Linked DNA regions of Mus musculus: region 1 is linked to region 2. A link is a loop called in an ENCODE intact Hi-C map of the cell type or tissue named here. Cell type or tissue: gastrocnemius. All regions are shown on one strand.

Region 1 (8,000 bases), 320 kb before region 2:
CCTGCAGTTAAATTTAGATTCCTTTTCCACAGCACACATGACAGATGGTCACCTAGCCTCGGTTTGATATTTCTAGCAACGGAAAACCTCAAAATCCATGTGACAGATGCTTCAATTTTTGGACAGTTCTGCTGATTAGAAATGTGCAACATATGCTAAAATCAGCCTTTCTGAAGTGCCTGTCGACCGCTTCTAGATCGACTCAGACAGCACATCCATTCCTTCTCAAACCTGCCCATCTTTCCAGTCTCCCTTCAGCCTTGCTAGAGGGAAAACATGAGCCTTGAGCTGCCTTCTCCCTCCCCTAAAAGGCTTCTCTGCTCCTCTCAAAATGAACCAGCCAGTAGTGTAACTTCTTTGGGTTTTTGTTTTTTGTTTTGTTTTTTTTTTTCCTTTTCATTCTGAAAGACTGTCCCAGGCTGGCCTCTGACTTGCAGTTCTCCTTAGTTTTCTGAGTACAGAGATTAAAGGAACTTCATTAAGCCTGGCTCGATTTCTTCCTTGATTTACCTTACTTTAAGTACATGTCTCTCAGCACCAAGCTGTCAATCAAATCAATGAAATAGAATTTCTGATGGGTTATTAAGACAATAAAGGTGCAGCTGGGCATGGTGGCACACGCCTTTAATCCCAGCACTTGGGAGGCAGAGGCAGGCGGATTTCTGAGTTCAAGGCTAGCCTGGTCTACAAAGTGAGTTCCAGGACAGCCAGGGCTATACAGAGAAACCCTGTCTCAAAAAACAAACAAACAAACAAAAACAGACGTTAAAGGTGCATGTCAAAAATCAAACTGTTGTAACGCTTACTCCTCCATTGTAGTTTCTCATCTTTGGAGAGACAAACAGTAGCCTGTGATGGCCTTGCAACATTCAAATTCATTTTAATGTTGTTTTATTTGTGTGCTTTTCTTTGAAATAGGTTCTTCCTGTTTCCCATGTTGGTCTTGTCCTCCTTGGGTCTGGCATCCCTCTTTTGCCTCTGCCTTCCTAGGAAGCTGGCGTCACATGTACACATCTCTGTACCTGTATTTATGGGATTTCCCACCTATAGAGACATAGGTGCATGCACAAACAAGGCTTTTTCCATTTAACAATATACCATGAATACTTTTCTAAATAGTACGTAGGCAGAGCATTCTTTTGAATAATCTGTACCATTTAATAGAATATATCCATGAAATTTATTCAAATGTATACTCCCAGGTTAATTCAATGGATAAACAAAACTATATGAGGTGTACCTTCTGTGTACGTTGTTATATTCTTTAAAAAAAAAAAGATTTATTTTATGTATGTGAGTACACTGTAGCTGTACAGATGGTTGTGAGCCTTTATGTAGTTGTTGGGAATTGAATTTTTAGGACCTCTGCTTGCTCCAGTTGGCCCTGCTCAGTCCCTGCTTGCTCCAGCCCAAAGATTTATTTATTATTATACATAAGTACACTGTAGCCAACTTCAGACGCACCAGAAGAGGGTGTCAGATCTCATTTCAGGTGGTTGTGAGCCATGTGTTTGCTGGGATTTGAACTCAGGACCTTTGGAAGAGCAGTCAGTGTTCTTACTCACTGAGCCATCTCGCCAGCCCACGTTCTTATATTCTTCTGCTTTTACATCTATGGGCATTTTTATAGATGTGAAATTACTGAATTAAAAAAAATGATGTTCACACCTCTAGTAGCTATGGTCAGACACCAACTGGTTGTGCCCACAGTTACTGGCTCTGAATAGTGTATGTTAGGGGTGGGTTTTCATCTGGGGAGTGGGGTTTAAAACCTTCTCATTCACTACTCACATATATAAGCAATAACTAACCACCCCGAGATTAAAGACATATGTACAAATCTATAGAGAACCATTAAAATAGCAAAAAATTTGAACATGCACACTTATTTAACGTCCAGGTGGTGGTGTTCCTTTTAAAGAAATACTTTAAACTTGGAAGCCATGAATGAGTAGATGAGTTTCACCACGTAAACGTCTAACACACCACTAACAAGTTCTCCAGATAAAAAGTAGGCTGGGAGGGAATATTTGCAAGCTATGACAAAACATCTGTGTTTCTAGTATATAAACTGACAATATGACCACTCCGTGGTTAAAGGGGAAGGTAGATATGAGAAAGAGAACAGCCAGAGAACAGCCCAGAGCAGAGAAAAAAGTAAACTGAATATGGCCAGCAGACCAGACATGGCCAGAGCTGTCTACAAGTGAGGGTAGACACTCTGTCTGCAGCAGAGGTTAGAGAATGGGGAAAACATGGTGAGTGAAGCCAGAGCAGAGCAGAGAGCGGGAGAGCACACAGCAAGAGTAGCAGGGGTAGAAGGAGGATGGGTAGGTAGGGGGAGGGATGCCCGTGAGCTGGGGGCAGGTTAGGGTAGGGGGAGGTGAGAAGGGGCTTGTTTGCTTTTCTCCCCCAGTTGAAGATCCACCTCTAATATACACTTTGAAAGGTGTAACAAGCACTTAGGATTCTAATATACACTCTATTCAGACTTTGAAAGTTGTAACAAGTACTTGTGATTCTGAGGGGGGCCTGGAGAACAGCATGAGCTTTGATATGCTAATAGGCACCACAGGTGGCCAAGTGACCCTTCAGCCAAAGGTATGGGAAATGACTCCTTCTGGTAGCTGGGAAAGGATTTCCTTAGCTCCGGAGGAATGCTGGGTTTTATCTAAGCGCAAGGAATCCTCCTACAGTTTCAGGCTGAGCTCCTTGAGCCGCCTTTTGGAGTTTTGTAATTTCCTCTGGACCTGACAATGAATATATAAGTTATTCCTTCAAATTAATGCAAAAGGAATCTACAAGCGGGCCGGGCGTGGTGGCGCACACCTTTGATCCCAGCACTCGGGAGGCAGAGGGCAAGCGGATTTCTGAGTTCGAGGCCAGCCTGGTCTATAAAGTGAGTTCCAGGACAGCCAGGGCTATACAGAGAAACCCTGTCTTGAAAAACCAAAACAAAAAAACAAAAAAACAAAAAAAAAAAAAAAAAAAAAGAAAAGAAAAGAAATCTACAAGCGGGAGCTAAAGATAGGAACAAAAGCCCATAGTGCACTACAGTCAACAAACCTCTGAAAAAAAGCCCATCATCAGAGGCACACAAAAGCCACGCGTTTTACACTCTCCCTGCCTGAGAGATGGACTAAGTCAGTACTGCTGAGCGATGTGCACTGTGGTCCCTCTCACTAGGGACCAGAGGGACCGTTAACAGGCTGTTCTCTCACGCCGTGCTGTACTTTCCTGCTGGGATGAAGGCATTTCAGAGCAAATGTCACGGCATGCCGAGCTGCAGAACATGGCATGCTGTTCCTTTTAGAAATCTCCGATGGAACCTTCTCGCCAGGTACATCTTCCTCCTAAGCGCTCTCAAAGCGCATAGTTAACGCGCTTCTCACCACTCGAGAACGCTTTCCCTTTTCTTTTCTCCTTTACTTGAAGAGAAACAGGAAGCACCAGAGGAAGTTTTAAGAGGGGATTTTAACCCACAGAGAGAAACCAGCCCAGAAATGAAACCTCAGGTTCAGCTGGTTGCCTTTACCATACAGAATAGGAAACCGTAAGCTAAGACAGGCAAAAACTCAGAAGCCAGAGAGGATGTAAAAGTGCAAGTCCAGTTACTTCTGAGCTGTCTGTAGCGCATCTGCTGGGGTGCTTCATCCTGCCTTGATCCAGCTCCTTCTATGAGGGACATTCGTTTTAGAGGGAAGGGCTGCTGCCAAGCATCACCAGTAGGAGGCGCTGTGCACTACCGGGCTAGTGCGGGTAGACTTGTCCTCTCAAGGGCTTCAACTTCTGTGGACAGGTTATCCTTAGGCCTGCTAAATCTGAACTCTTTCTTCTCCACAATCCATAAACTGAACTAATCTAAAAGCTATCATTTCCTTTCTTTCTTTTTTTCAAGAAATAAACGAATTTTGGTTGGTAAACCAAATGGGTCTGCTATTTTAAATATTTTCTGAAATGTATTCATTACTAATATGTTACTTTAAATTTCATCCAGTCTCCAAGGAGTTTCAGAATGTTTAGGGACAGGCAAAGCCTGTAGGGTGTACCATGCAGGCATATGCCTTAGGAGACCCAAGTGAATGTCATGAGGATGCTGTGTCAGAAACAGAGAACAACACATCTGGGTCTTCCCAACTCAGAATTCACAGAATAACAGAAATTCACAAGCTGCAACTGTTTCATTCAGCAGAAATTTACTAAAGTCATCCTGATTTCCCTTGATAGTGTTGTATGGGGGACTCTGAGTCTCTTTCTGGAGCTCTTAGTCATTTTTATTAAAAAGAAAGAAAAAATGGACGCAAACAGAAGTTAGGTTACAGTTTTATTAGAGTTTAGAAAAACAAAGCCCAGGGCAGCTAGTTGTAAGTCCTGGCAGGTGACCAGAGAAGAATACATAGAAAAGGAAGAGAGAGCCATACCATTTAAGTTGGACACGGTTGTCAGTCACATAGTGGATGCAGCCACAAGGCAGGGAGGGAAGCTTTACTGTGTGAAACTCAAATTATTAGGGATAGCATGGTTAGGAAGGAGATAGAAAGGGGAAAGTAGGGTTTTCTGAGTAATTCAGAGAAGCAGGAAGACTTTAGGAAGCTGTGTGGTTGGTTACAGCTTGTAACTGTACTAAGAGGATTCTGAGAAGGACTCATATACTATCTCATTAAAGGGACAATTATGTGTCCTATATCTTTCTATCTCTTTAAATGCCTTCTGTACCTCAGGATGTCTTGGGCAGCTTAGAAAGTTAGGTCACCAGCCAGCTCGGAGAAGTGATTTTCCCTAATTGGACTCCATAAAGCCCTTATCAAGGCTACCATAACCTTAGCTGGCTGAGGCAAACTCGGGTACCTATATGCCAGTCTTAACTAACACTAACTCTTGAGTTACACATTGCAAAACACATAATAAATACCTCCTGGGCAGAGAGAGAGAGAGAGAGAGAGAGAGAGAGAGAGAGAGACAGAGACAGAGACTGAGACTCTGTGTGTGTGTGTGTGTCTCTGTGTGCATGAGGAGGTGTGGGTTATAAGCGACAGCAGAGCGAAGCAGTAGGAAGGTGATGGAGCTCCAAAGGGGATCTCTGGGCTGTGTTGGGGTGGTGAGGAGGAGTCAGACATTCAATCCTATTGGGATCTCCAGGGGTCTCTGCAGAATCAAGATTAAAGGGAGTCACAGGCTTGAGCTGAGTCTCGAGGTCCAGTCCGGCTGCAAAAGTGACGTGTGGGACCATGAAGGCCATAGAATCAAACATCAAAACGAGGTCCAGTCCAGACGGACAAATGAACAAACAGGACAGCAATTTAAGTAGGAGCAGCAACAGTGGAGAATGGACGGAGTTGAGGCTCCTGGCAGTCAGGAGTTCTCTTGACTCTTAGTCCCTCCACACACACACAGGAAGTCAGATGACAGGTTGGAAGGACACTGTCATTGCAGTGTTGATGTTAGGTTTCAAACCTGAGACAAACGGCTAACAGAAGTGACTATTCACCCATCAAAGCAGACACTGCTGGCCAGCTCTCTCCCAGAAGCGCAGGGTACCTTTGGGAGAGCTCCTCCCTGCTCTCCCAGCATCCCTCAGAAGCTGTGACTCCTCCCAGCACATCTTACCCCGACCCCTACACCAATCCCTTCCTCCCAGGGCTCGGTTTCCGCTTCCCTACCTTAATCCTGCTCCCTATGAAATCCAGCCATTTTGGCTACTCCAGGCTTCTGGAATCTTGGCCTGAGATGCTTCTCCTGTCCGCAGCTCCTCTCACGATCTGGTTTAGTCCGCCTGCCATGTTCAGCCTGGACTCTTCCCTCTGCCTGTGTTCTACAATTAAAAAATCTCCACACTTGTGGAATAGTCATGTCCTCCTTTTATTTCGTTTTTCGTTCGGTTAGTCCAGGAGAAGCTGTTGTAACCTTACCTGGGTCTGGTGTGTTTGATTAGTCCTGAGATTTGGTTTTCCTGATAAGATTTGAATATACCCGTGTGCTCATATGGTCAGATCTACTTTAGTAAATGTATAGTAGTCACCTTTAGACTTTAAGAAGCTAGTTATTTATTATTCTTTGCCTTGTGGGTGGTGCTAGCCAAGAGTGAAGTCGCTTGGTGTAAGGTTGACATGGAGGACAAACAAAGGGAGGACTACGCTTGCTTGTGTATATGTGGGGCATCGGGAGGGGTAGGAGGGCGGGAAAATAGTGTAAGAACCACAGCCTACTGTTTGTTTGTCTAGGGAGTGATGGTCGTGGAGGAGGGCAGCAGGCATGACTGAGAGTTACTTGAATGGGTCCCTGGTCAGTCATCGAGAGGGCTAGCTAAGGAAACATGTGTAATGGGTTAATGAATGTCAGGTGGCCGATAACACAGATAAACATCTTTTCTGGGCAGCCTTAGTGGGGAGGGCAAGAATCTATTAAAACTTCAGTTTGGTAACTGTCACTGTTTAACCAAAATGGAGGAGCCTTACAAAACATTGGGGCAAAACTTAGCCTGGAACTTCCCTGTTTCGCTCAATACGGATTTCTTTGTTGTTTGTTTGTTTGTTTGTTTGTTTCTGAGACAGCGGCTCGGCTCACTAGGTAGGTCTGCCTGCCTTGGCCTTCTCCCCAGTTCATCACATCCTGGTTTTTAACAGTGAATTTAAGAGTTTAATTTTTTCCTTTTTTTTCTGTTTTCCCTAAATTCTCTAGTCCTTTTGAAACAGATGTTTTATAAATGCCTACTTCCTCCTCACTTGGGCCCTGTGGCGGGTAAAAGCAGAAGGAAGTCAGACACCTCTGCCCCCTCGTGCACTCCTTCCATCAGGCGAGGGTCAGGAAGCAGACGAGGTAAGTGAGGTAATTGGTCATTCCTTGAATCACTTTGGATTCCAGGAACTCTGGGCAGGGGGACCACCCCCAGATAAGGCGGGGCCACACCCAGGAGCAGAAGTTCTTATTTCCTGATAACTTCTCCCCTAAATCAATAAGGACTTTTTTTGGACCATGCTGAGTAGTATCTGGGACAGCAATCAGAGAGACAACAACCAGACCAAGACAGTTTAACTATGTATTTGTCTAAAGCTTAGGCCTAGTTTGTTCCTCTTTATCGTGTGTCCATGTTGAAGAAATTTCTCTCTGCTGTTTACCATTACCTATCTCTTGAGCTACCATGTTGGGGAGGGTGCCTGGGTCTAGCCTGTTGGGGCTTTTTGACATTAGAGCTCTCCTTATAGGATGGCAAGGTAGCTCAGTGGGCAAGCCTGATGATGAGTTCCATTTCTGGATTCCACAGTGAAAGGAGAAAACAGACTCCCAAGAGTTGTCCTCTGCCAGGCATGGTGGTCACACCCAACACTCAAGAAGCAGAGGCTGGTGGATCTCTGTGTGCTCAAGGGCAGTCTGGTCTATATAGTAAGTTTCTGGCTAGCCAGTGTTTCAAAAAACAAATGACAGCCGGTTGTCCTTTGACCTTCAGATATGATACTGTGGTATACATGTGCCCATACACATCCACATGTGGGCACACACAAACAAACAAATATACAATAATAAAATTGAAGGCTAGCCATGATGACACACACATTTAACCCTCAAGAGACAGGGGCATGCAGATCTCTGAGAGTTCTAGGCTAGCCTGGGTTATATAGCTAATTCCATGTCAGCCAGGCTACATAGTGAGACTCTGACTCTAAATTATTTAATTAAAATTAAGAAAACTTCTCTGGTTGTATTTTTATTTATTTTTTGTTTTGTTTTGTTTTTGTTTTTCAAGACAGAGTTTCTCTATGTAGTCCTGGCTGTCCTGGAACTCACTCTGTAGACCAGGTTGGCCTTGAATTCAGAAATTCGCCTGCTTCTGCTTCCCAAGTGCTGGGATCAAAGGTGTGTGCCACCACTCCCGGCTTTTTTTTTTTTTTTTTTCTTTTTTTGGTTTTTCGAGACAGGGTTTCTCTGTAAAGCCCTGGCTGTCCTGGAACTCACTCTGTAGACCAGGCTGGCCTCGAACTCAGAAATCCGCCTGCCTCTGCCTC
Region 2 (8,000 bases):
ATCTACAAAGCGAATTCCAAGACAGCCAGGGCTACACAGAGAAACCTTGTCTGGATACAAAACAAAACAAAACACCCCACAGCTAGGCACTGTGGCACACAGCTGAGATCCCAGTACTCTGGAGGCTGAGGCAAAGGATGACAAGTTCCAGGCCAGTGTGGACTACATAATGAGTCCTGATTTAAAATAAACACAATGGGGTTGGAGAGATGGCTCAGCAGTTAAGAGCACGGACTGCTCTTTCAGAGGTCCTGAGTTCAGTTCCAGCAACGACATGGTAGCTCACAACCACCTGTAATGGGATCTGATAGCATCTCCTCTTCTAGTATGTCTGAAACAGTTTACCCATATAAATTTTATATACATATATATATATATATATACATATATATATATATATATATACATATATATATATATATATATGTGTGTGTGTGTGTGTGTGTGTATGTATGTATATATATATATATATATATATATCAATCACAAAAATTTAGGATCCAGGGCAGGGAGACGGCTTGGTGGATACAAGTATCTGCTGCACAAGTGTAAAGACCTGAGTTCAAATCCCTAGCATCCACATAAAGATCCAGGCATGAAGACATACAGCTGGAGCCCAGGGCCCACCAGTCTAGATGAAGTGAGAAGCCCCAGGGTCAGTGAGAGACGTTGGTGGAAGAGGATGAGGTGAAGGGGTGATTAAAGGAGACATCCCAAACCCTCCGGCCTCTGCACGAATGGGGACTCACACCCACATACGTTACCCAACCATATACCACACACCCACACAACCTGGGGTTCCATGGTTGGAACATGGCTGCTCTCCAATGGCCAATTGTCAAAGATCCTTCTGAAGCTAATTAACAAAAAGGGAACAATCAATTAGAACAACACCGTTTTGAATCCACCAGTTAATTACTGATTTGACATCCCTCCTCCACCCCGACACACACACATGGTAATAACATATGTCCCTCTTGATGAACATCACCACCTCAAGTTGCAAAGCCTCTGGAAATACAGGCAGAGGACACGCCGAGCTCTCTGTTAGTAACATGTACGATCAGGGGACAGCTGCGGGCTGAAAGCCCCTGGCTTCTCCAACCTGCACTGTAGGGAAGCAGATCTTTGCATTAAGAGAGGCTTAAAAGATACAATAAGCTACAAAGTGTATAAATGTACAGCCACGTTCATAGCAGCATCCTTCACAGGAGCCCAGAGAGGAAGTCTAGTAACCAGAACGATGGATGATGCGTGGGATGCACATGCAAGCTAACATCATCCAGCCTCGGAGAAGAGGGGAACTCTGGCACATGGCACAGCATGGGAGGACTCTTAAGGACATTGAGCCAAATGAAATAAGACAGCCACACAAAAGCAAATAGAGTCACACCAGCAACCACAGTGCTCAGGAGGAAGCTCTCTGCGAGTTCAAGGCCAACCTGGTCTGTATAACAAAAGTTTCAATCCAGCCAAGGTTACATAGTCTCAATCCAGCCAAGGTTACATAGTCTCAGTCTAGCCAAGGTTACATAGTCTCTATTAAACGTGGACCAGCACAGCCCACTGTCATTCTCCCTCTCTCCTTGCTAACCAATCAACTTCGTTCAGTCCCCTCCCCGGCATCGCTCTCTTTTTTAATGATGCATCTTACTATTATTTTTAATAATGTGTGTGAGTGTTTTACTCAGTGTCTGCTGGAGTACCATGTATGTGCGTGTCTGGCGCTCTTGGAGGTCAAAAGAGCACACTGGAGTCTGTGGAACTGAGGTTATGAACAGTTACAGGCCGCCACCATGTGGCTGTCAGGAATTGAACAAATGCTCATGGCTGCTGAGCCATCTCTCCAGCCCCTGACATCTTTCTTGATTACTCTAAGCCAACCATGGTACTTCATTCTCCCACAGTGCTCTGTTCAGGAAAGGGAACCCACATAAAGACTGGACAAAGCTGTCCCCTGGCCCCCACATGCTGTGGCTTGGACACATACCAACTCCTGCAAAAACTAATAATCTTAAGAAACAAAACAAAGACAAGCTAAGACCCCGGTGATACTGCTGAGCTGATGAATCCACTACCGTGGACCTGGGCCACCTCTGGCCTTCTGGGAACAGTGAGTAAGGACTTCATTTTTTAAGCTCATCTCTCTGTTCTATTACTGGTGGCCAAAAGCCACCCACAAGACCAGGTGAGGCAGTTCACACTTGCTGAGCATTGTGGGATGCCAGACACCTGTCAATCACAGACCTTAGTGCCTTCCCATTACTCCCCATCCCCGACCTGAGGAGCTGGGAGGAGGTTCTCTGTGGGGTAGGGGTGGAGGTGATGAGACCTGCAGGTGAAAAAGACTTGCCCTCACATACCAGGAGCACAGTGCAACATGAGATAAAACTATGGCTGCTGACCCTCTTTCTCCTTCAACAGCATGGGTGGGTGTGCCCACTGCCCATCACTTCTCAGACACAAGATAAAGGTTCTCTGTGGTTTCAAACCACAGAGCTCAAGGGATGACTGTATCCAGGAACTCAGGCTCAGTCAATCCTCCACTTCCCCATCCAGGAACTCAGGCTCAGTCAATCCTCCACTTCCCCACCCAGGAACTCAGGCTCAGTCAATCCTCCACTTCCCCATCCAGGAACTCAGGCTCAGTCAATCCTCCACTTCCCCATCCAGGAACTCAGGCTCAGTCAATCCTCCACTTCCCCATCCAGGAACTCAGGCTCAGTCAATCCTCCACTTCCCCATCCAGGAACTCAGACTCAGTCAGTCCTTCACTTCCCCATCCAGGAACTCAGGCTCAGTCAATCCCCCACTTCCCCATCCAGGAACTCAGGTCCAGTCAATCCTTCACTTCGCATCTATCTCTGAGTCTTTTCCTCTCTCTATAATATGGCTTTATGTTCTCAGCCAGCTGCCCCAGGAGGAAAGAATAGTAGCCACCAGAGAAGCTCTGGTCTCATAGCCAAGAGCCAAAAAGAGCAGGGATTGCCTCCTTTTTCCCAGCTTGAGGTCCACTGGCTAAGCCTGGATCCTATACTGTCTCCTCCGGCTAGCCATTGAGAGTCAGAACCCAGAGTGTTTACTTCCAGGCTCTGTGGGCTACGCAATGCAGCCTCTCTGTGATCCCTTGTGCCTCTCCCCATGGGCCAGCCATAGGGACCCTAGTTCTACTTCACTGGTTCCTTGAGACCATTCACTTATTCAGGTAGTACCTTAGTGCATACTTACTATAGGATGAGCATCGGAGTTACAGAACGGAGCTAAGAGGCCCAGTTCCTGACCTTGTAGAGTGTTCAGACTGGCTCTAACAAGATAGACAGACATTACACAGACAAATGAGAGAGAGAGACAGACAGAGAGACAGAGACAGAGACAGAGACAGAGAGATGGGAAATATTCAGTACCAAACAACTTCTTGTACTTTCTGTTTGCCTTTGTCAAGCAAGCTCCCTTCTTGGCCGAAGATCCCCAAACATAAAGAGCAGCACCAGCTCGGCCCCTGGTGGCCAGACTGTGACATCACTTCCTGGGGACAACCGCTGGAGGTTGTAAAACTCTCAGCCGCCAGCATGTGGAAGACTCCATCCTTACCTACCAGAGGCCTCTCCGGCTCTCTTACGGTGTACGGTTTCTTCAGGGAGAGGAGGCCCTTCTGCTGCTGAAAGCCCATCCCCAGCTCCGCTGTGGCCAGCTGCCCGTCTTGTTACCTTCTGCACTTCTCTGGAAATGCTAAGCAGAGCCCACCAGCGCTAAGCTCTCTCTCCTAACTGTGCAGGGCAGTCTGTCCTAGCCCAGAGGCAGCACAGGCCTAACAGTGCAGTGTCAACCGTGTGTCCCCATAGACACCTTCCCCATCAGGATGAGACCCACGAGACAGCAGAGCCGCAATCAACCCCAAGAAGGAGATAGTAACTTAACGGTAAGGGGAGCCCCCCTGAATCCAGCCTTCGGTTTCTGTGGTTGGAACAGCGAGGCCTCCAGTCCAGGCTGCATCCTGTAAAACAAAGCTCTGATTTTCCTGGCCAACCAGTACTACTACTTCAGCTCACGGCTCCTTCAAAGCTGCTTCTAGGATAGGGGCAAATGGTCAAACTAGTAAATTTTCACAAGCACCGGATCTACTGCTGACTGTGGGTGACTCTTAAGATGAGATCCCTGGTCAGAAACATGCTGTGTGGAACAGCATGCTGGTGACACACCCTGCGTACCTTGTGCACACAGATGGGCTGGCAGAGGTGTTTCAGAAGGAATGGCCAATAAGCACCTCTCACTAGGACATAACATGCTCCCTCCATGGTGGAAGAGGTCCCGTGTGACCGACTAGCCAGCAGGCGGCGGCTGAGTGGTCACCCTCCCCAGAATATCTGCATTTCCTTCCCTCCCCCACTCACTCAGCGCCAAGGCTGAGCTACTAGCCTCCACCCTTAGGCCGATCACCAGCGCTCCTGTGACAGAAAGAACTCTGCCTCTCGGGGACATCTCCTCATTCTTTTTTTTTTTTTTAAAGATTTATTTATTTATTATATGTAAGTACACTGTAGCTGTCTTCAGACACTCCAGAAGAGGGCATCAGATTTCGTTACAGATGGTTGTGAGCCACCATGTGGTTGCTGGGATTTGAACTCGGGACCTTTGGAAGAGCAGTTGGCGCTCTTAACCACTGCATCTCCTCATTCTTGTTACAGAATGGAGACACGAGGGTGGCAGAGGCCAGCAAGGACTCACAATAGGATGGAAGGACTGGCCTTCAGTGTAGGCTGACAGTGTAACAAGGAAGGCTTTCTTAAGTTTCCAGCTAACAGCTGAGGCTCCTTCATATCACCGCAGGCCTTTATTTCCTTAATTGAAGAAAATGGTCCTCACAAGAAACACTTGTCACTTGCTAAGTCCTAAAAAGTTATTAGTTATGGTCCAGCAAGATGGCTCAGCAGGTCAAGGTGCTTGCTGCCAAGGCTGACGACCTATAGTCACTCCCCATTCACAGGGTAGAAGGAGAGAATTGACTTCACCAGGCTGTCCTCTGGACATCCACATACATGTCAAGGTGTGTGTGCATGCATACGCACGAGCACACACGCATGTGCGTACACACACACACACATAAAGAAATGTAATTTGAAAACTGGTAGTTACTACATACAAGATATCAGGTTTCATTGTGACATTTACACACATACATATCTTTATACTGTTTATGCTCGCCCGCCCTCACCCCCTCCCTCACTCCCCACCCCCCCATCAGTGACCTCAGTTGGTCCCTTTGCTCCTCTAAAACCACTCCCCTTCTGTTCGCTACTATTACATCTTAGTGCCTAAGCTTTAAATGTGCACATTAACTTGTTGTTAAAGATGTATTTATCATACATAAGTACACTGCAGCTGACTTCAGACACATCAGATCCTATCACAGATGGTTGTGAGTCACCATGTGGTTGCTGGGAATTGAACTCAGGACCTTCGTAAGAGCAGTCAGTGCTCTTACTCACTGAGCCATCTCACCAGCCCAACTTGTTGCCTTTTAACAGAGTGTCCTCTACATGGGCATTAGCCTGTAGGACAGGAGGAAACAGGTGTGTTATTCTAGACTAAGGAGTGTTTATCTGTGTGTGTGTGTGTGTGTGTGTGTGTGTGTGTGAGAGAGAGAGAGAGAGAGAGAGAGAGAAAGAGAGAGAGAGAGAGAGAGGACAATTTTTAGGACTGAGTCCCCTCCTTCCACCTGGTATGACAACTCATCTGGTCTAGGCAGAATTTTTAATTGTGTGGGATATATCCAACTCGGTTCACTTCTGTCTAAAATAAGCCAAAGACAGGACGATTTCAGGGCTTCCTCCACCCTTTCTACAGCTTACTGTCTAATGCGTTGAGTGAAAGGTCGCTTCCGCCACCTAGTGGCCAAAATGGTGATTACAGACACACTGGACCACTTTATGCCTGAAGGCTACATGTAGTTAGTCCGTTGAGTAAACACTAGAAATTAAATATGGGCTTTCTGACTTGAGATATAATGTCTGTGAAGATGTATGCTATATCTTGAAGACTCGGTGTGGAAAAAAAGTTAAAATATCCCACACTTTTTTCTGCTGACTTTTGACAATGGGAGGTGGAGGAAGTATGGGGGCCATAAGCGAGGAAGGGAAGGAGGGAAGGAGGAAGGGAGGGAGGGAGGCAGCTGAACGAGACCTCTAACCTCTTCCTTCCATGAGTCAGGTCACATGACACACACAGAGCATCCATAGACTGGAAGCACTCTGAAAGCCCATCAGGATCTCTCTAGCTTACTGTGTACACAGAGGCTGGACACCGGCACCCTGCTCGAACAAGATCCACTCTCCCCCCCCCTTGAGACAGGGCTCTCCCGAAGCCTGGAACACACCAGCAAGATCCACCTGTTGGCCCATCCTGCCTCAGCACTGTGATTACAGGTCCCCAAGTCCACAGTGGCTTTGACATGGGAGCAGGGGACCTGAACTCAGTGTCTGATGCTTGCTCAGTAAGCATGCTTGCCCACCGGCCCTCTCCCCCACCCACCCCCACTTCCATCTGCTCCTCTGATACTTACATTTACGGTGATTACATTTGTGACTCCTTTTTTAACATTAGATATCATGTTTGTAATATATGCAGTTATGTTCCATGGATGTTTCAGACAAGAGACTGCATACTACAGTGGTCCCAGAGTGTCCCAGAGCTGAAACTGCCACGGACTAGGGAAGTCATAACTGTTAGCCACCCAGTGGTATGTTATGAAATCACTGATGATTCTGGAGGAAAACAATCTACTTTGCCACAAGCCTTATGAAAGGGTAACCCACAACAACTATGAACAGTACACACATTCATTATGAGGGACTGCTCAGCACGCCATACTTTTTATCATTATTTTTTTAAAAGATTTATTTATTATATGTAAGTACACTATAGCTGTCTTCAGACACCCCAGAAGAGGGCATCAGATTTCATTACATGTGGTTGTGAGCCACCATGTGGTTGCTATTTGAACTCATGACCTTCAGAAGAGCAGCCGACGCTCTTAACCGCTGAGCCATCTCTCCAGCCTTTCTTATCATTATTTTAGGGACGAGGACTCTACTATTAAAACAAAACAAAAACCTTTCTGTAAAGCAGCATGGCCCACCATGCCAGGAGCATCCTCATACTCGATTTCCTGTGTCTCCTGGGGCCACATATGTCAGTACACTCTATGATGGCACACAACAGCAAAACTGTATAATGGTGCACTGCTCAGAATGAATTCTTATTTTGGTTTTAGTTTGTTTGGCCTTGTTTTGTTTGTTTGTTTGTTTGTTTTGTTTTGTTTTTTTCTGATACGGGGTTTCTCTGTGTAGCCTTGGCTGTCCTGGAACTACCTCTGTACACCAGACTGGCCTCGAACTCACAAAGATTAGTCAGCCTCTGCCTCCCCACCACCCAGCTCTTAGAATGTATTCTTGTCAATAAACAATGCACACCTATTTCATATTACACTTTTATCTCAGGCTATTTCTGCCCCCTCTGAGCCACTGCCATAGATTCTGATCATAAAATGTGATAACGTCAACTGTCTCGAGGACAGATGTGTCCAGAGTGCCCCAGCTGTGCCCATGTGGATACCTGAAGTCTTCCAAGTTCCTCTGCACTAGCTCTTTCAGCACACTGGCCCTGGACTCGTCACTCACTAGCTCTTTCAGCACACTCCTCTGGCCTATGATGGCTTCCTTTCTTTCTCTTCTGCCCACAGATTTGGTTTGACTGAATTCATTGTTCCTTAATATCAAGCCACAAAGCATAAAAACAACCTAAAAGGGAGTTGGGTGTCCTTTGTAAAACAGAGCCTGTTGGGGGCACATAGCCCAAGAGCTACTTCCACTCAATATGGAATAACTCAGAGCAAGTCAGCAACTTAGACAACCTGCACTCCTCAAGGAGTGGGGCCACCTACCCTGGGGCTCAAAGCTGTTGTTTTAGTTGTGGTTGTTTTGGTTTTTGAGACAAGATCTCTC

Evidence for each region. Peaks named below come from ENCODE experiments on the same cell type or tissue, not always from the same donor. Only the 100,000 strongest peaks of a DNase experiment are listed, where the experiment ranks them.
Region 1: a loop joins it to region 2, with 3.0 times the contacts of the local background. A loop is called at or near these places in 4 of 42 quality-filtered maps.

Annotation. Positions count from the first base shown.
Region 1 is chr19:41,439,071-41,447,070 of GRCm38, forward strand. Gm33951 (a long non-coding RNA gene) reads right to left here and starts at 6,012. Exons shown (of 2, transcript XR_386711.2): 1 at 5,910-6,012; 2 at 4,312-5,812. In gastrocnemius, a CTCF peak has its summit at 3,732 (motif pointing right); a DNase peak (open chromatin) is centred at 3,728; H3K4me3 peaks cover 553 bases.
Region 2 is chr19:41,758,185-41,766,184 of GRCm38, forward strand. No RefSeq gene overlaps it. Among named protein-coding and RNA genes, the nearest start is that of Gm19424, 15 kb to the left of the region's middle. In gastrocnemius, CTCF peaks have their summits at 3,503 (motif pointing left) and 6,973 (motif pointing right); DNase peaks (open chromatin) are centred at 1,878, 3,519, 4,372 and 5,888.